2 separate regions of the Homo sapiens genome follow, and region 1 is linked to region 2. A link is a loop called in an ENCODE intact Hi-C map of the cell type or tissue named here. Cell type or tissue: endothelial cell of umbilical vein. All regions are shown on one strand. Links, peaks and the distances in the headings refer to the core of each region. The heading gives the core; the rest is flanking DNA. Region 1 has its middle 390 kb from the start of LINC00348. Region 2 overlaps DACH1 (dachshund family transcription factor 1).

Region 1 (10,879 bases), core at 3,737-8,736, 860 kb after region 2:
CTATCTCTGTAGCTTCCTCTCTGTCAACAGCCCTCTGTTATTCCCTGTGATCCATTCATGCTGAATTTTTCAAGAGTGTCTCACATGCCGGGGCCTTTTATATTCCCTATGATGGAACTCTCTGACCATCTTTTTTTTGCCTGACAAAACTCTTCTACTTCCTGACACAACTCAACTTCTCTCTCCTCTGTTAATCAGCCTTGACACTACTGCTCCAGGCAAATGCCAGTGGCTGCGTTTCCTGTCAATGGTTAAACAAAAATTATGGGAGCCCATTGTTTTGGACTGAGTTCCTACACCGGGTCCCAACAGATCAGACCAAACCAAAATGGAGTCACTCATGCTAAATGCCACACAATGAAACTGAAATTGGAAGGCAGCAAATAAATCTCCACACAGACCAGTTTGTTTTTTCCTGAAAACAGGAGATTCCAGTTTACCTGAGTCATTGTAATAAGGAACACCCCTTTGCTTGAACCCTTAGGAAAAAGTAGCTTGAAGTAACCTGATGTTAACCAAGGAGCCTTTTCCTGATGTTCTGTTGCCTTGTTCCCATCTTATAAAACCCATTGCTCTGCTACTGCTCAGTGGAGCTCTAATTCTGTTTTGCAGAACGAAGGCTTAACCATTTCATGAATTGCAAATAAAAGCCCATTAGATCCGTATTATGTCTTTTGACTCTTTGTTTCCACATAGTTGGGTCATACCTCTATAAAAACACGCTGTAAAACAAGATAAAGTTGTGGCATCATGAAAATAGTTAACTCTGTAGTCAGAGAAGCCCAATTCCCAGTTGGAGCATTGTGCCTTTGAGCTATGCCTAGAAGGCCAATTTATTGAATCTCTCTTAATCTTAGTTTCTTAACATTCAAAAGGAAATACATATTTCTGCCTCACAATGTTATTATTAGTACTATATGTAATGGCTCTAACACACAGTAAATGCCCAATAAATGATGTTTTTCAAAATGTCTGTCAGTAGAAGAAAAAAAAACATTTATCTTATTCGTGCTTTGTGATTTAGCTAAACAAAATTCTCTTGTATATCTTCTATATCACGGAGGCTACTTTTATGTTTTCATCATGCAAACTAACTAGAGTTCTGATGTCATACTCCATCTTGGCAGAAATATTGTAATTGTAACCTGTCAAGGTATTTGCCACTTAGTTTATGCAAGAGTCTCCATTGTTAAACCTCCTTCTACCTCATCTTCTCTATTCCAACCCTTGGGCTTAGAGGGATCATTTATGCCCTCTGCTATTCCAAAAGTGACAGTCTTCACTCTGCCCTGGGGTTTCCTTCATCACTAGAATTGACTCATTAGACAGCATTAAAATTCATGGTGGTGGTAACAAGGAATCTTCAGCAATTATCAGGAATAACCTCCACTTGGCAAGGAATCCATTGTAGTAAATAACTTTTCACTGAAAAACCATTAAATAAAATGTCATGTAGATGTTTAACCATGGAATAAGAGATAACAATAGTAAAAATAAGTGAAGACTGGAACCTCAAATTCAAACAGTTTGTGTAACAAATGTGTTGAAACATCGAGTAGTTGCACTAGCAACATGGAAAGGTGCCATCTATATCCTAAGGGGTTATGACAATAAAACTCCTGATCTGTTGATGTGTTTTGGTTATGAACCCAGTAACAGTTTTAATTGTCTTATAATTATAGGAGGGGATATGGAATTAGAAAAGAAGGGTCTCTGTTACACATCTGTTGACTATGCAGTACGGCTAGGAAGGGCTTTCATTTTTAGGACAAAATATTCAGTTCAATTATCAATAAGCACTTATTAATTAGCAGTAAATTTAATATAATAAAAAGCTAACACATGGGTAGGAGCAATGAAAGGCTTTGAAATATAGTATTATTCCGGCCGGGCGCGGACCATCCTGGCTAACACGGTGAAACCCCGTCTCTACCAAAAATACAAAAAACTAGCCGGGCGTGGTGGTGGGTGTCTGTAGTCCCAGCTACTCTGGAGGCTGAGGCAGGAGAAGGGCGTGAACCCGGGAGGCGGAGCTTGCAGTGAGCGGAGATCGCGCCACTGCATTCCAGCGTGGGCGACAGAGCGAGACTCCGTCTCAAAAAAAAATATATATATACTATGTATAGTATATATATATATATATATAGTATTATTCCCTACAATGTTAAAATATATTATATATATGTGTGTATATATATATACACACTATAGTGTGTGTGTGTGTATTCAACATATATAATATCACGATTTTATTATATAGGTATTTTATGTCAGCATCTTCGTCATAACAAAATTGTAACATTTATGCATACAGCAACAAATGAGAATGCAAAAATAGACCTTAATTTCAGAGTCAGAATATTCCTGCCTTCTATTGGTAACAGTTAGATATTTGCGAAAGAACCATAGTCTACAACTAAATTCTCAAAGACAGAACCATATGAACTATAATTTTATATGCTTTTAATTGGCAATTTTTAATACCTCATACTGTAATGGTGACTTTTTTATGCTAGAATACCTCCTCCGATTTTTCCTCCTGAGAAGGTGCACCACATATCATATGGCTGATTCCTGGCATTTTAATTTCAACCACCCTGGCTTTCGAAAAACACTGTACAACTCACAGTTTCTGTTTTTCTATCACTGTAACAGCTTTTTGAGATATGCAGCCATACACACTGTGCATTTCAGATTAGAATCTGTCCTCCACCCACCGCCAACATTTTTAATCATTTAGCTTTCTAGGAGCTTCATCATTTCTGTTAATGGAGAGAAGACATTTAAACATGTATGTAATAATTGTATTTGCAGTCTGATCCCTACTCTAACTCTAGCACAAGGACATTTGGTCATACATATTATGGCACCTTCTTTACCGTATCGCTTACTATTCGTTAAACAAGAGAGATTATTTTTTCATCTCTAAGATGATAAAATAACACACATATTTGGGGATTAAATTACTTGACATATCTGTCTCAGAAATAATTTCCTTTAGATAGCTGTACTATTTACTTTCTAGTGATTAACAACTCATTCAGAAAACACATTTTGTCATTTGAATTGGCGATTTTAATTTTGCCAGAGATTTTGAAACCAGCTGTACAAATTGACTTGAAACAGTTTTGTATTTTTCCTTAACAGTAGAGTCTCAACCTTTCCAACTGTTTTTAAAGTGACAAAGGACAATTATAAAATTCCACTAATATTTTTGTGTTGGTTATTTTAATAAAGATTGTGCTTATCTTTTCACTCAAAATAACAAGGGGACTCAAAATAACAGTAAATGATCATAATAAAATCACTTTTCTAAAAATAATTCCCTATGTAACTATACCCCTCCAAGTAATATTTCAATGTAGATATAACCAATATAGGTTATTTTCCCTCGACATCATTTTGGGAGATAATTTTTAAAAATTAACATTTCACACAATGTTCAATATGAACCTTATGTTTTAATTCAACTGAGTAACTGTTGTATTCAAGAAAGAAATAATAAAATTTTTAAAGCTTTTACTTTTCAAAAGATTAGTTTTCAAAAATAGAAAGTAGTTTATCCTTTCTACAAATATTCACTGCCATCATCACCTTTTCATGTATTAGTAATTGAGATATTTTTGATACATCTTAATCTATAGATTGATTTGAAAAAATATATAAATCTATTTCGAATACACATTTGTTTTAATGCATATATGAGGAGAATCAGAGTGATTCCTCTCTCAAACTTATAAAAATTTAAAACCCAAGCATATGACCAATAGAGAGTTTGAAATTTATGCCAAATCTGGTTTCAAATACACTTTCTCTGCACATTTTTCTGATCCTGTTAGTTTTATTTCCTCTGGGAGGATAATGCAAAAAACTTGGAACTTACTGTTGATTTTATTTTCTATGTGTTAATATAAATATATACATGTTGAGCTAATAACATGAAGTGAATATATTTTTTTGGTCTAGAAATGAGTTTCACAATAAGAGAAAAAATATTGGGCCGGGCACGGTGGCTCACGCCTGTAATCCCAGCACTTTGGGAGGCCAAGGCAGGTGGATCATGAGGTCAGGAGATCGAGACCATCCTGGCTAACATGGAGAAACCCCGTCTCTACTAAAAATACGAAAATGAGGCGGGCGTGGTGGCATGTGCCCGTAGTCCCAGCTACTCGGGAGGCTGAGGCAGGACAATCACTTGAACCTGGGAGGCAGAGGTTGCAGTGAGCCGAGATCACGCTATTGCACTCCAACCTGGGTGACAGAGTGAGACTCTGTCTCAAAAAAAATAAACAATACAAAATATTGAAGAATAATTTCTCAATCTGTACTGCTGGATTGGTGAAAATATATTTACTTAGAAAAACATGTGATTATGGCAAATTGTGGAATGATGAGATGGAAAATATAGGCCCAAATTTAAAACTATGGCAAAAAGAAAACATTTTAAAATTCATTTCCAGCAGACTAGAATTTAGTCTTCAAAGACTCCAAAGTCAAGTCATTAAATAATAAGGCAGTTTTTATTGGGTAGAAATGCGGGATATGCAATATAATTAGATAGTAGGCCCTGGAGGATTTACAGGATTTAGGAATTTTTTAGAGTTAAAGAGCTAAATAAGTCAGTATTAAAAGACCTACCCTTGATATGAATAAATCCCACATCTGTAAGCTGTTTTGGAATTTTGCTTTGAACCTTGTGAGATGCTGAAATGCAACAGTCCTTTCCCTCCAGTGGGCTTCATTTATCTTTAGTTATATTGGACAGTTGTGTGGTGTGCCTTTCCACTCTCCCTTTCTCTTTATATATATATTAAATGTCTTTTTCTTTAAATGTATGTACCAAATCATTTAAATTAAGTGCTAACATATTTTCAATACCAAGAGATTATTTTCAGATTTTAAATGTTGCATCACAGAAATTTTGTACCACTTTCTTTCTCTTGATTTAAAATGGAAATATATTTCTTTCACAACTTGCCTTCTCAACATAGGTATAATTTTTCAAAGTATTTATAATGAACTTTTAATTTAGGAAGGGAAAACAAAAACAATCTGATTCAACATGTGATAGGGAATTTTTTAGGCACAAAATTCAATAACGGACCAAAATACGTTTTGTACTCCGATAGGCATTCTGAGGCATTGTTTAGATTTATTATATTTCTCTCCAGTTCAATCTCATCTTGTAGCTTTTCTTGTCTCCCATGGGCCCATTTCTCTTGGTTTGCTTTGTCTTCAGGTCTATATCTGGAAATCTCCTTTCTTTATTTTCCCTTATTCTTTCTGTACAAGAGGTTTCTTTATTTAAGCGCTTTCTAGTCATTTTAATGTTTTTAAACAAATAAAAGAGGGCTGCGTGCATGTATTAATCCATTTTTAATAGCCACTACTGAAAGACGGGGCATTTTCTTGGTGTTGTTTTGAATTGCTATTATCTAAAAAGAGGTTTATTTTTATCAATATCTATTGTGACATCCAGTTAAAATGACAAAGACTCCCACGCTGAGCAAACTGAAGCAACCCTTGAGTTCACTGAATAAAAGCCTGAGACTGGCAGCAGAGGATTTTTAAAATATATTTTTGTTCATATTCTATTGATGCTATGGTTCCCCTTAAATAATTTTCATGTACTATTAAGAGAACATGGTATTTAGTATACAGATAACTTTTTCACAATGTTATTAAGTTATGTAAGAGTTGGTGCATTGCTGCCATCTATGGACAGAAAAGTGAATATTAATTTTAACTCTAAATTGACATTTTTACATATATGTACATTACCTTTTATAAACCTCTAGAGAATAATTATACATTTATTAATACATGCAGAGAGAGTCTACTTACTAACATCTATTAAAGTTCTGAAAATAATTAATCTGAGAGAAACCAATTCAGGGAGCACAGGTACCAATATCATAGCACTGTATGGCTATAGTGTATTAGCTGACAAATATTTTCACATACCCATCTTTCAAGATTATACAGGGAAGAAATACAATTATTTATTAGCCTCACTTTAGAAATCAAGACGCTGAGGCTAAGAGAGTGTCAGTGATTTTGTCAAGTCACTGAACTGATCAAGGAAAGAATTTGCTTGAAAGCGTCTACTGGTCCATTCTCTGGGATCTCTTTGTAATCCTTCACAGTGCCTGGACTTTCATAACACTTACTCCTTAGTCCTTGCTCAAGTAAACCGTTAAGTATTGGCCATTGTTACATAATCAGAGCTCTGTTCATTCATTCGCAAATATTTGAGGATCTACTCAGAAGCAGAAAGTGTTCTAGGAATTGAGAGACTGCTGGGATCAGGAAAGACAAGGTCCCTGAATTCTTTAAGTTCACGTTTTAGTGCAGAGAGATAGAACAAAAGTGTGTACATAAATGGATGGTCAAGATCACTTCAGAAAGTGGTAAGACCTATTCAAAAAGTATAACTGAGTGATATGATAGCAAAGATCAGGCATTGCTAATCATTATGGAAATATAAAAGAAATAAAAGTGCAGTCAATCCTTTCAGGAAATTATAACCAAATTAATAAGGCAAAACAAATGATGCTATAAATTATGGTACAATACAACAATATGAATATCAGAAAATAGTTTGAAAAAGCACGTCACTGTATTTATATCTCACCCTGTGCTTTACAGGTACCGAATTAATAAAGCTCAGTACTGGCTAGAATGCTAAAGGATGGCTTCATAAAGGTCAGAGGTCTCAGCGAAATCACAAAAATTGTTATGACTACATTACTGAGGCAGAGGAAACATTTTTTGCAAAGGCTTGAATCTGGGGAATAATGAACAAATGAACCTTGTAGGATAAAGATACAGAAGCATATATATTTTCCAACATAGGCATTTAGAGCAACCTCAGGCTTTTTTAGATATTGCATTTCCCAAACCTTGCAGGTTTCTATTTTTGGCCTTGGCTCAGTTTCTAGAACCACATTTCTAAAAGAGTCTTATTTTGATCAAATTGGAGTTGTCTTTTTAAAAAAACAAAAATCCCATAATATTGATTATTTTTATGTGTGTATTCTGATTTACATTCCTGAAATACTTAAGAAGTACTGATTGAAAAATATAGCGAGGAAATTAGCATGTAAAAGGAAATATAACGTATCAAGTAAAAAATTAAGTAAATCAAGTAAATATCTGCTAATATGTGGTGGTCTCTGTATGATGTGGGGATTTCTTATTGAAATATTTCATCCTTCTTGTAACTGAATGTAACTTTCTATAATATGTCATAAAATATCTTATTTTTGTTTATTGATGAATTCAACTTCAATTCCAATAACAATAATTGATTACTTAGAAAAATATATGCACAGAGTCTTTGTATTCTAGGAAACCATAAACTAGTATGAGAAATTACGTATTTTTTGGAAATAAAAGATACAATTTTATTTCCTTGTTGTTAAGGGCTCCTCATTCCATTTCTAAAGTGCATCATTGAGGAATGTAACACTTTTCTAAATGTAAAGAATTCAGATCAAGTAGCCATAAGCAAATACATGGTAACTTTCTTCCTCTTTATTATGTTAGGTATGAAGGTAGGCACATAGATGTTTGAGATAGTGCCAATAGTTTTAAATGATTTGTAGATATATATTTACTTCCAAGTTACGTTCACAGAGTAGACATTTATCATTGAACTGGTTAATTGGTTCAGTGTAAATAATCCACCCTGAATCTAAAACTCAAAGTGGTTCTTTGGGTATGTAATTGAGCCAATGAATTGACAAATTGTCAGTTCATCTCTCTATGCAATTTGGCTGCACTTGACTCTCTGTATAAAGCAATGATACTAATTGAAAGCACTAGTACATTTAGCCATTACTCAGACACGACACACAGCAATAAACCAAATTTTCTAGTTTTATTCATCTATCATGAATAATATTATTGCTATGAAATGCATTATGCAAGCTATGTTCTATTTTCTTCAAAAATTACATAAAATGAAATCTGAACCACATATTTTTACAGCACATGCTATAATGAGCATTTTTTATTCAAGTCCTTTCAATGTTTTGCCCTGCTATTGAAACCTGACTGTTTTTTTTACTCCATTACTAACTTAAAATGATTGACATTGTTAAGAAAAGGACTATAATATACTGCATCTGAACTTTTTGATTTAAGTATTACTGTAAATAATCCTGCGCATGCCAGGGAAGCATGGATAACACTTCCTTCAGTTCTATTTCTAATTTTCTTAAAATACCAGGAGATGCTCTGCATTTTGTTCCTCCACATCAACTTTGTATCCATTATTTCCTCTTGTTTTTCTGAGTATGTCTGATTTCTTGCAACATTTGTTTTCTTATAGTTTTGTGATATACACACATACAGAGACATATGTAAATCAATTTAAGAGTAGGGTGTAGTAAAAGAAAGTTTTCTCATAGAAGGTATATTTCTGCTTTGAGGATTATTCATTAAAGTCTAATATATTATATATGTATTAAAGTCTAATATAGTTTATATATATATATATATAGAGAGAGAGAGAGAGAGAGAGATACTATGTATCAGTCTAATATATTAAAGATAAAGGGCAGGGAAGAAGGGAGGCAGGGAGTGAGGGAGAATGTTCCAGGACAAGAAATGAAAAATGAGAAAGACACATATGCAAAAATATAAAGGCATGGATAAGTTTAAGGTCTTATAGCAGCATCAATTAATATCAATTAATTTCTGGAGCATAAGATGCATGAAGAAAAATACAGAAATATGAACCCATAGAGTGAGATGGACGCTGAATCATGCAAGCCATTGAATGACATGCTGAGAAATATAGAGTTTATCATTTTTCAAAGGCATGGAGAGAAGAGATGGAAGGAAATACTTTGAAATATTTTGTCGAGAAATTATGAGATGGTTAGATTCTACTTGAGAAAAATCATTTGATTGAAGTATGGACAAGGGATTGAGTGGAGTCAGATAAATTAATAGTCCAGGTTATGATGACCTAATGTACTATCTTTAGGTATTTAAAAGAGGAGAGAGAAGTGTGGAACACTTAGATGACACAATCATCCAGGCCTGTTTACCAAATAAATGTGAGAGCTAAACAAGGCAGAAGGTTTCTAGGATAACCTTGTATTTACCGGCTTGAGCAGTTAGATGGATGATGATATCCTTAACTGTAATAAATAATATGCAAAAGGAACAGGTTTGGAGAAAAAAATGATTAATTCCTTTTAAAATATGTCAAATGTCCTAAATATGAAAAAAAAAAAACCCATATACAGTTAATTTTATCACCCAGGGAAAATAACAACTAAATATGTGCACAAATATCATTTTGAAACATCAGATGTGGGGGGGTATGAAACTCTGCCTCCCAGGTTCACGCCATTCTCCTGCCTCAGCCTCCTGTGTAGCTGGGACTACAGGCGCCCACCACCACGCCCGGGTAATTTTTTTTTTTTTTGTATTTTTTAGTAGAGACGGGGTTTCACCGTTTTAGCCAGGATATTCTCGAGCTCCTGACCTCGTGATCCGCCCGCCTCGGCCTCCCAAAGTGCTAGGATTACAGGTGTGAGCCACCGCCCCCAGCCTTCATAGCTTTTAATCTATTTTTTCAGGATGGTTGTGCCAAAGATTCACTTTTATTTCATTAGGGTGCAAACGTACAGTGACCACTGTCACAGAAAATATTCAAAGACCTTACAATCTACCAAAAACAATATAGCATGAAAATTGTTTTTATAGGGCTTTTAGGATATTTCCTAATTAATTTTATTTATTCATTTTTAAACATTACAGCTTTTTTTTAGATATGGGGCCAAATGTGCAAGCATGTTACATGAGAATATTGAATGATGTTGAGGCTTGGGGGTATGAATCCCAACAACCAGGTAGTAAGCATAGTACCCAATTAGTAGTTTTTCAACCTATGCCCCCTGCCTGCCTCTCCCTTCAAGTAGTTTGTAGTATCTTTGCTCCCATAATTACGTCCACGTGTGTTCCAAGTTTAGCTCCCACTTATAAGTGAGAACAAGTTCAATTTGGTTTTCAGTGCCTGTATTAATTCACTTAGGATTGTGGCCTCCATCTGCATCCATGTTGTTGCAAAAAACATAACTTCATTATCTTTATGGCTTCATAGTATTCCATGGTGCATATGCACCACATTTTCTTTATTCAATATACCATTGAGGAACACCTGGTTGATCCCATGTTTTTGCTATTGTTAATAGGGCAACAATGAACATAAGAATGCATATGAGTGTCTTTTTGATAGAATAACCTATTTTCCTTTGGTTATATACCCAGTAATGGGATTGCTGGGTCAAATGGTAACTCTGTGTTAAATTCTTTGAGAAATCTCCAGACTGCTTTCTACAGTGGCTGAACTAATTTACATTCCTAGCAACAGTGTATAAGCAGTCCCTTTTCTCTGCAGCTTCTCCAGCACCTGTTTTACATTTATTTTTATATATTTTTTTTATTTTTTTATTTTCTTGAGGCAGAGTCTCGCTCTGGCGCCCAGGCTAGAGTACAGTGGCCCGATCTCGGCTCACTGCATGCTCCGCCTCCTGGGTTCACGCCATTCTCCTGCCTCAGCCTCCCTAGTAGCTGGGACTACAGGCACCCGCCACCACACCCAGCTAATTTTTTTGTATTTTTAGTAGAGATGGGGTTTCATCGTGTTAGCCAGGATGGTCTCAATCTCCTGACCTCGTTATCCACCCGCCTCAGCCTCCCAAAGTGCTGGGATTACAGGCGTGAGCCACCACCCAGGCCCTATTTTTATTTTTTAGTGTAGCCATTCTGACTGGTGTGAGATGGTATCTCATTGTGGTTTTGATTTGTATTTCTCTGATTAGTGATGCTGAGCAGTTTTTCATATGTTTGTTAGTCACTT
Region 2 (10,879 bases), core at 2,191-7,190:
AAAGAGACCAGGGAAACATTAAAAGAATAATAAAGAAGACTAAGTAGCTGGACAGTTCTGATCTAGGCACACTCAACTCAGTATTTGGGATTTTCAGTCAGTCTCTTGATTCTTCTGCATCTTGGTTTTCTCATCTTTAAAAGTATTTGGTTAGGATGGTGATTGCTAAAATCCTCTTCAACTAAGGTGTTTTAATTTCATTAGAAGCAACACATTATTGAGAACAAATTTTATCACATGAGTTTCAGTGACACTCGAGAAACCTTAGATATTGTCTGATTCTGAAATAAATTTATGTTAAATACAAACATGGATCAAGTAAGCTTCTCCTCCAGGATCTAGCTAGGTTATTAAGAAATGTTTCTTAGCAGTATTATTTGAAGTCTTCTTATATAGACAGATATTGTACTTTCTAAGCCGTATCAACTGTAGAAACATTGCTAGATACAGTACCCTTTAAAAAAAAAACTCAATCTCTAAAAAATGATGAAAATAATTTACAAATTAGATTATTTTAGAAAACAATGACATTTATGTAGTATAACAACCATTATGTCTCACTCAGAAAAAAAATTTGGGGTCAATCAACTATTGTCTCTCACCATTGCTGTGGCATAAACTTAAAATGTATTTCATTAGACTTGTCATTAACCGACTTCAGTATCCTAAGAACCATCCTCCCCTTGGAGAAAAAATCATGCTTTAAACCTTCTATCGTTTTTTGTCATTCACATTTTTGCCACAGCATTTTCTGGATATTGCATGTCCAAGTGAGATGCAGCATTTAACGTGACCGTTTGCACGTGATCAACCTGGAAATTTTACAGAAGTTACACAAATCTGAAAGTATTATTATCATTGATGGCTACAATGGTGTCCTAAAGATTTGTAGATGTTCTGAACACTACATCCTATTGCTTTTCCCAGCCCCCTGCTGCACTGAAATTTAATCCGTTTTCTGTATTTTTTGAAGCAGAGCTGTCACTGGCGGTAACATACTTTTGCATATGCATCAGTTTGGCTCTAGTACAGATTTTTGTTCACACTGGACTCCTACTGATATGCACTGATACAAAGTCTAAAAATTACATTTAATTTTATATAGCTTATAAGTAGTCCCAGAGAGTATTGGATCCTAAAAGCTAATATTTTTCAGACATAATCAGCAGGAATAGGTAATGTATTACCATTAGTCACATTAGCAGCAATTGTAACAAAAGGAAACAGTAAACATAAATGCTCTCAGCAACTTCATTCTTTACAACGAATATTAATATAAAATTACACAAATTAGAGTTGCAGTTTAACATTATTCAACATGTTTATTCATAATGATTGTTTCACATTTAAATAACACCAAAATATTGTGTTTTGTCAGCCAAGGACAATAATAGTTTAATAGTAATTTATTTTAAACAGCTACTGATAATACAACCAATCAACACATTAAGTGGTGCCAACATTGGCATCTTGCTAAATAATCTCTAGACATTGCACACAGAGTACATCTTTCAAAGATAAGTCAACAAGAGCAATCAGAGCAGAAAATTAGAATTTGGTATCTTAGAATTAAAATACAGCTAAAGTTTTAATTGGGGTGATCTAAAAGGGCACTTGATGTAATGATCTCTTTCATTTGTTACTAATTGTTTGTTCCTGACGAAGAAGAAGCCTACACAGGAATGTTGTTGAATTGAGTTAAGATGGCAGTTTCCTTAGCAGCTATGTTTTACTGTTAAACAAAAGAGTGGGGAGGGGCAACCTGCCACGGAGAAATCTTTCTTCAGCTTGTTTCATATCACAAGAATTATACCAGGAGATTCAGGGTCAGGTATAGCAAATATGGAATAATTTGTATGTGGTCAAAAGAGAATAAAATTGGCTTACAGCAATGCTATAAACTATATTGGTAGACTGAAGTAAAACTATCTGTCTATTGCGCTTACAAGTCAAGCTGGAGTAGAAATTCCTGATTCGAACTGCTCACAATGTCTTCTTGCAAGGGAGTCACATCCTAGAGTACATCTACAAATGACATCAACTTTCATCTCATTTTAACTTCAGTTGAAAATTTCAGTCTCTGACACTCACAGACCAAGGCAAAATATCTTCTACTTCAAAAACTCATTTTGTATTGCTGAATTGAAGAGAAGTTTTAGCTCTAATTTTTACTAGTAACTGTTTCAAAGTATCTTAGGAGAGAAAACAGAGAATGCTTTTTATATGTTTAACATATTTCCATATCTAATTTTCAAGAACCTTAAAATACTGCTAATTTTTAAAAGCATACAGTATGTCAAAATATATACATATTTATATATTCACCATTAGTTGTATGAATAAACTTTGCTTTCTCCATATGTTCTTTTAAATTATTATGCTGTCTAATCATTTCCTAGAAGTTATCCTGAGTTTATTACAACCATCTTGAATGGCTTTTTAAAAAGTAATGCACTACTAAACCAAGTTTTAGATCGCTTAAATATATTACGTATCTCAAGAAAAATGTAGCAGTACTATAATTGCTATTTGTGAAATTTTAAAATCTAGTATATAGTAGGCACTTTCTGGGCCCTGGGGGCATAGTCCTGAATGAGAGAACATGTCTCTGCCCCAGAGAGCTTACATTTTAATAAAGAAGACATAACATAAATCAGTAAACAAATAAATATATGTCAATACCACATAATGATACATTCTATGAAGAATTTTAGGGAGGGAGTAATAAGATACATTTGGAGATAGGGTAGTAAGAGATGGCCTCTCTTGAATGGTGACTTTGAGCAAAGATGAAATGAAATGAGGGTGTGAGCCATGCAAAGATCTGGAGGAAAAGCATTCAGGAAGGGAACAGAAAGAGCAAAGTCCGTGGGGGCAGAAACAAATTGTTGCATTGAGGAACCAAAAGGAGACCATTGTGGCTATGTGCTCATGGTAGGGAGTGGGAGAATGAGCTCTGAGGAGAAAGGTGAGCACTGCCAGAATCCTGGAAGGTTGCATAAACCATGTCAGATAATTACTTGTGGAGGAGTTTCAGCCTAATTTCCTTCTCAGTTCTTATTTTTTAGACATGCTTATGTGCTGCCCTTATTTAGCTTTGGATCTAGATATTCTAATTAGAATATCTACTTAGCTTTGGATCTAGATATTCTAATTAGAAGCAATTAAACCTGCATGCCATAAATATTTGTCTTCCGAAAATAGTTTAATTAGACTTAGGAGTTTTATGCTTTAGTTATAGTATTTGTTCTAGTGAGTGCAGAGTGAATGCGAAAGAATTAGGTCATTTGATCACTGGGTTCTTTGCTTTGAAAATGCTTTTAAGTAATGAACGAAATTTGCTTTGTATTAAAATATTACCATTCCGAATATCTTCTTTGTACAGGGGCTGTTGAAAGTTGCCATAGATAATGCCAGAGCTCAAGAGAAACAGGTCCAACTGGAAAAAACTGAGCTGAAGATGGATTTTTTAAGGGAAAGAGAACTAAGGGAAACACTTGAGAAGCAGTTGGCTATGGAACAAAAGAATAGAGGTATTTCCAAATTTCCAGATAAGTTAAATATTTACAGAAAATATTAAACATATTAATACTATGATGGTGATTTATTTTGAAATTGTAGTATTTTTGTTAATTTAACGGTAGCTAAAGTTCAGAGCAGAATTTGAATCCTAGGCTCATTGTATTTCTTAATCTCCAAAGTACATGTTTTCTTTTCTGTTCCTACCTCAGGAAATTGAAATACATCCATTACATCATTAATTATATAACTTTTATTGATTGTTGAGTTTAAAAATTCATGTTCTTTAAGATAAGAATAAACTCTAATGATAGCCATGAAGAAAAATTTTATGTTAATTCACAATTGCCCTTTGAAAAACTTGAGTTAAACTCATAAAGCTAAAATAGAAAATACTGATTATTCAAGTGAAGCAGGTTTACTAAGATATTTATCAACTGAAATTGAAAATGGATGAATATCTGAACAAATGACCAAAGTTAAATGTTTGTATAATTTTCTTTCTGAAGGCCTCATTTTCATCCAACAAGGTCAAGTACACAGAGTAGAAACTGATATAAATTCTTATTGGATAAAATAATATTATTGATCTGTGAACTGCTTCTTTTGTCACACTGTATGGTGCATCTATAGATAATTTTGAAGGTCATTTATATTTGCATGTTTATTTTATGTATGAATTTGAAGATTATTTTGTCTACAATCAACTGCCTCTTTGCTTCAACTATGCATTTAATATATATCCAATATAAATGCTCCACATTATTTTCCTTTATATGTTTGAAATGGTCATTTAAAAATAGTTGTTTCTATTTTGTCTTTAAACTAGCAGGATTTACCAGGTTGTTTTATTAGCTATTACGAAGCAACAGTTAGTGTATTCCTGGAAGTTGGTCATTTTGGGACACTGTCATCTCAGATGTATAGCACAGTTCTAAATAATGTGGCTTCACATAGATTCAGGTATTTAAATAATCAAAACAAGGTAAACATTGATAATGGCTGTATTCCAAGTGAATAAATAAGTTGGGTCAAAGAACTCAATCTATGGAACCAGCTTCCATGAGACAGCCATGTTTTTATTTTGTTCTCACTTAATTTTGTTTAGTCCTTTTTTACAGAACTTAAAAGCAGGCCCGGGGATTCCTAAAGTAACCCTTTGGTTACTGGAGAGACCTTCAGAATTTTATTGGTTCAAACCTTTTGGGAGGATTTACATTCTGTTTTCTTTCGTTAACCACTAGAGGGCAAAACATTCACAGATCACACCGTAAAGTTCCCATTTAATTAATTACGAACAGTAAATTCAAGGCAATAACTATCAATACTTATCTATTATGAATGTGCCTATTGAAGCAGTGTATCACCCTGAAGAGAGAGAACATGACGATCCCATTTGGTTCAATCATGTAGGAGGAAACTGTGAGCGGTCAATGGCAAAGTGCAGGGTATTAAGCCTTTAGAGCCACAAGAGTGTACAATCCAAATAAATATTTCAGAAATTACTGTTTCTTTACAAAGAGACTCATAAATAATCATTTTTGGAAAGGGAAACAGTAGGCAGGTAATTTTGTTAAGGTAAGCACATGATTTGCACACCATTAAATAAGGGAAATTAACGTTTAAAATCAGTTTCAATTTCTTTTCGTATAACACCATAGCCAGTGTACATTTTGATACAAACAGGTTTTTAAAAATATATGATACAGCAACAATACACCTGACATGTAAATTAGCTTCCATCTTAAAAATATTAATAATAGGCCGGGCACGGTGGCTCACACCTGTAATCCCAGCACTTTGGGAGGGCGAGACGGGTGGATCATGAGGTCAGGAGATCCAGACCATCCTGGCTAACAAGGTGAAACCGCGCCTCTACTAAAAAATACAAAAAATTAGCCGGGCGTGGTGGCAGGTGCCTGTAGTCCCAGCTACTTGGGAGGCTGAGGCAGGAGAATGGCGTGAACCTGGGAGGCAGAGCTTTCAGTGAGCCAAGATCGCGCCACTGCACTCCAGCCTGGGCTGGGCAACAGAGCGAGACTCCGTCTCAAAAAAAAAAAAAAAAAAAAAAAAAAAAATATATATATATATATATATATATAATAATAAAAACAGGATTATGTGGAAATTAGAAATTAAAACTAAAATACTTGAGTCGTTATTATTTTATAATTTGATTATTCTGCTTTAAAAATGTTGCTGTTCTTTAATCTGTAGTAAGAAATCAAACAGTAAATATGGAATGATTAGTCTTCATGACTAAGAGAAGCATTTTCTCATACTGAGTCTGTCACGTTGATATCTACAATGTTTATCAACCATCAACAAAGATAATTTTAAAGAAAAATGCATATTCCCATATGCTGAGTAGTTACCATATGTATACATATATATGTAGTAAAAGTTAAAACAATTATCCTCCAGAAAACATAGTTGATATACATTTTGTAAAGAACAGTAGTTATTATTTATCGAGTATGTATCATATACAAATATTTAAATTGTCCAGTTGGAGAAAAATGTTTCATAATCAACTTTTTGTATTATCTATTTTTTTAAATATAAAAGGCTCATTATTGTTACCAGCAGCATATTATTATTAGCAATGGGGGTTCATACTGCCTCAGATTTCTGCAGAGTGAAAGTAGAATAATTTTCTTAAAATATATCATAGTACTGTAAATTTGCTGTGAGAAAAATATTCTCAGGAAATCATCGTAACTTCATCCAAACAAAAACATTTCTGTTCTATACATTAACAATAATTAAAAGTATTTTTTCTAGTGTACAAAAAATATTTATTACATTTCCTAAAATTTTAAGAAAGAAATTATTAAAAACTGAGTTGGTCTAACATTGCTTTCCAAAGCGTTTTTAGGGGAGATGCTCCATTTGCTGGTCAAAATTGATGCCCTATGAGGAAATAGGAAGGAGGCATGCTTATAAGCGTTTGCACTATCCAAATGACTCTGCACTATTGTGATTCAAGGACAGAGAACTAAGCCACAAAATTCATTTAATCAAGCTTCCTTTATCAGTGAATACAAACATTTACTAAAATTAGTTTCCTATTAAATTTATCTTTACATATGGCAATTAAAGCCATTCTTGTAATGTAATAGTTCTAGGCTAAAATAAAAATTGGCTTTCTTATTATTTTACTGGGAATTATTTTAGATAAAGGTGGAGATTTTTGGAACTTTCTTTTTATAGGTAGACTCAGTTCAGCAGGAAAACAAAATGAATAATATAAAAAATATAGACCATTTGGAAATTAGCAGCATTATGAAAATTTAAAAATAATAATAATAATATGCATACACTCTTTTTTAGCCATAGTTCAAAAGAGGCTAAAGAAGGAGAAGAAGGCAAAGAGAAAATTGCAGGAAGCACTTGAGTTTGAGACGAAACGGCGTGAACAAGCAGAACAGACGCTAAAACAGGCAGCTTCAACAGATAGTCTCAGGGTCTTAAATGGTAAGAGGGTGTATATTATTGCATGAATAACTGTCATTTTTAATGCTTAAAGGACAGTTTAGGCATGTGTTTGTAGTTTTGTATGTTTCTATATCTTGTGATTCATTCAGCTATACTTGAAGCTGAAAGCAGGGTGGGAAGAACGTGTTGGGGAAAATGCCTTATTTTATAGGTGCTTCCACTGTTTTTTACTGAACTCCAGCATCTGGGACTTGGCATTACTTCTCTGCTTAACCAGATTTTTTTCTACTGAAGCACAATAAAATAGTAATTTGAGAATTTCCGAACCCCATCCTCTTTTATGAACAATGTTGCATTGCTTACTGTTCAAATCTTCCGAAAATTCTTACGGTTACAGTTTTTGTTCAACCTTTAAAAGATGACAAAGATTTACGTAATTTTAATTCAGCACCAAAGTAACAGGTTGCTCTTTTTTTTTAAAGGACAATAGGAATCAAATGAAATATGTGTCACTCTTACCTTTCTGTGCTTTTAGACTCTCTGACCCCAGAGATAGAGGCTGACCGCAGTGGCGGCAGAACAGATGCTGAAAGGACAATACAAGGTAGGAATTTGCAGAAGGCTATAAATCTAGATCTTGCTATATGAGTTTTTCCTCAGCTTTAGCCTGCTATTCAAGCATGTAGCCTACCATCTGGGCCACATCAAAACAAGTTCAAACAAGGTCAAGTTCATCTTGCTTGTTTATATGAGTGAATTCATTTTGTGCTGATAGATTTTCTTTAAATTAACAGGTCATCTCTGTTTATACAATGCAATTAAAAGGAATAATTAATTTTAAACAATGTATGATTTAATCTTGGACACAGTAAATGTGCTTTATTGAATGTGTGAAGCCCAGTCTAATGCAGGAAGGGTTTATAAGTTCTGTGCTACATAAATAAAATATGTGGTTAATCAAATAGGTAGTTCTTACAATTTAAAAATGTCTAACTACTCATTTTTATGACAGTTACTGCAAGGTACCTGCAAAATAGACTAGTTGAATGTTAACAATAAATAAGACTGTTTAGTTCCTATGTGGATTCCAAATGTTCTGTATGCCATTATATACACTTTAATAACACAAATCTGCTGAGTAAAATCATATATAGCATACCAAAGGGAGTTGTATTAAATGCTCAGAAGAGCTAAATATGTATATTGTCATGATCGTACTATTAGAAAAGAATAAAACCAGAAGGTAGCATTTATAGGCAAACATCTATTCCAGACGACAAATTCAACCTAACAACATGAATACTAAACAGTAACAAGAGCATTTGTTTTCTATTTAAAATGAAGGTGATTCTTCAAAGGGATGCCTAAAATGATTAACTGCCATAATCCTCCCAATTGCTTTTATTCTGCATTTTAAACTCAATCATTTTTAGGATATCATATGACGTTAATTGTGTTACTTAATCAGCTCCAAATATGTCATTCTTGGCTTAGTGTAAAGGAAATATACTTTTGTAAACTATCATATGTGCAAGAAGTAACAATCACAAACTTGAAGAAACATTTTTGAGGAAAGAATGGATTTTTTTTTGCCTATATTTATTTTACCTGAGGCCATTCTAATTAATTTGTAAATCCTAAGGTTTGAATCATATGTTATTATGAGACATCTTGGATATACAAGATTAATGCTATTGTAGATATAGAAAAAGATCTGAATTTTTAGAGTACTATGGATTTCAGCACAATTATATTGTGTATGTGTTTGTATGTATATGGTTATGACAATTAAAAGAATCCTCTTGCATCTTATAAAACTTACATACACATGTTCAAAATTACTGTTAATGAAAAAACCAGTCCTCTTTATCAGGGACAATAGCACCAACAAGACAAATGCAAATATCAGCACCAATGTGTACATGCAGGGGCTATTCACGCATTAGATAATGTCAAAGTGGTCTCAGAAAGCACATGAGCCCATAGATAAGTGTGACATATAAATCATCTGATATACACAGAATCCTCAAGGTGGTCAGAAGTCAATCTAGAAAAAATTGAAACAATATCGTCCTGCATATAAATGAGAGATTCGTTGTTAATATTAAGAAGTGATTAAACATTTTTGTATGGTTGATGATATAATATGTATGCCACCCATAACAACATGTTGGTTGTTAATAAGGCTATGGTTATTTTTGTTTGAATTTGTCAAATTTACATATGTTCAAACATACATTTTAATATAGGTAAAGTCTTGCTGTATGAGGCTGAAATGTTGACAACTTTCAGTTTCCATTGTTGTGACTGACTTATTCTGAAGAAAAGTTTTAATCACAAATTGCTTTCCTTTTAGTATCCAGAATCTTACCAGTGGAGGAATACAGTAAACCTATGCACCAACAACTTAATGGTTAGGGAAACAAAACATTTGTACAACAATTATACATAGTAATTTAAAACCATATACACATTTTATGGAATTATTTTTGCCTTTAATTGTAATAGAAAATCCTCACTCACTTTATTCATTCATTCAGCCTGTCCATTGTTGTACTGGTCAAAATGTACAGTTGTTTTTTAATAAAACATACTAACTATTCATTATATTTATCAGATAATATGACTTTTCCCAAATTGTAATAAGAAAAAACACTGTCAATGAATCTGTTTCTAGCTGTTAGTTGCTAAAAGATATTTTACCAGCAGTCAAACTATTTCAAGACTCTTAACATAACAGAGCAAAGAGATCATATTTGCTATTCTAACACCCTATTCAATAAGCTTTATTAGCCCTTTGAAATTTTTTTCTAACCTCAGACAAAATTCATACATTTGGAAGCTAACAAACAGAATACAATTAACTGTGAACAAAAGCAATCAAAGAAAGAATACTGTATTTAGTTAAATGTTGTCTAAGGACAAGAAAGGGAAAGGCAAAAAAGAAAGAACCAGAACTCATTACTAATTTGTGAAACGGTCTATGTCATGCCTTTTGGGAGCCATGAGCACCTGCTGCTTCACAATTCAAGAATGACACACACACAGCCTCTCACACTCATCACTTTCTCTCTCCAACTGTCCCCAAGCCCAGGTGTTATGACATTCTTTGTATTATTTCTTGCTCCAAATCCAACCATAACTGAAATTATTTTCTATTCCAAAGTAAACTCAATTTATTGGGAAAGACAAAATAAGCCCACAGGTTTTTTAATTTTTTCATGTATTTTTAACATTTCTGGCAATAAATAAATGCCACACTTGGCCCAAGAGTTAGTCACCTAGAAGTTGGGCACTTAAATACTTACTGCTTGAGTGCTAAGTAATTACCCCTAAATATGCACCTCTGGGTAGACTAAATATTGCCTCATTGGCATTTTGTATCACCATTTCTATAAAACCACAGAGGTGGACAAGAGGAATCAAGAAAGTAGTTTAGAAAGTATTTCTGAAGAAAGAAGCCCTAAATAATTTACTTGCATTTTCTTAATGAAGTAAATCAGCTCATAGTACGCAGGGTAGATTCTTTATTGCTGATTTTCAAATAACTAGGAATTCATGAATTGTAAAAATGCTATAAGTACAGAACAGACATTCAAAAATTTTAAAAAAACTTCTTCCAGGAACTGAAATATATGGCCATTAACTCTCTTATGCCTTATGTCACACAGATTTATATGGCATGATTTGTGTTGGACTTTGAAAAATTTACCCTACTCAAGAATTTCTCTAAGATCTTTTGAATCTATAAAGTAGACAGAGTTCATAAAAACAATCATCGAGCAGTGTTTTGGGCCAGTCAGTAAATATCCCTCAAAACCCCTCTGGCCCCTACACATATATATGCACATACGCGTACATTTTATGTAGCCAAATCTATAACATGATGGCTTTCTTCAGCTAAGTCGTCATCTTATTTTAT

What was found. A loop is a pair of places that touch in the nucleus more often than their neighbours do. Peaks named below come from ENCODE experiments on the same cell type or tissue, not always from the same donor. Only the 100,000 strongest peaks of a DNase experiment are listed, where the experiment ranks them.
Region 1: it touches region 2 in a loop (35-fold over the local background); 5 of 110 quality-filtered maps call a loop at or near these places.

Annotation. Positions count from the first base shown.
Region 1 is chr13:70,618,304-70,629,182 of GRCh38, reverse strand. No RefSeq gene overlaps it. Among named protein-coding and RNA genes, the nearest start is that of LINC00348, 390 kb to the left of the region's middle. In endothelial cell of umbilical vein, for the core only: no CTCF peak of the experiment used is centred there; a DNase peak (open chromatin) is centred at 5,702.
Region 2 is chr13:71,471,823-71,482,701 of GRCh38, reverse strand. DACH1 (dachshund family transcription factor 1) reads left to right here. Exons shown (of 11, transcript NM_080759.6): 8 at 3,386-3,533; 9 at 6,853-6,996; 10 at 7,493-7,561. Among named protein-coding and RNA genes, the nearest start is that of DACH1, 390 kb to the left of the region's middle. In endothelial cell of umbilical vein, for the core only: a CTCF peak has its summit at 4,803 (motif pointing right); no DNase peak of the experiment used is centred there.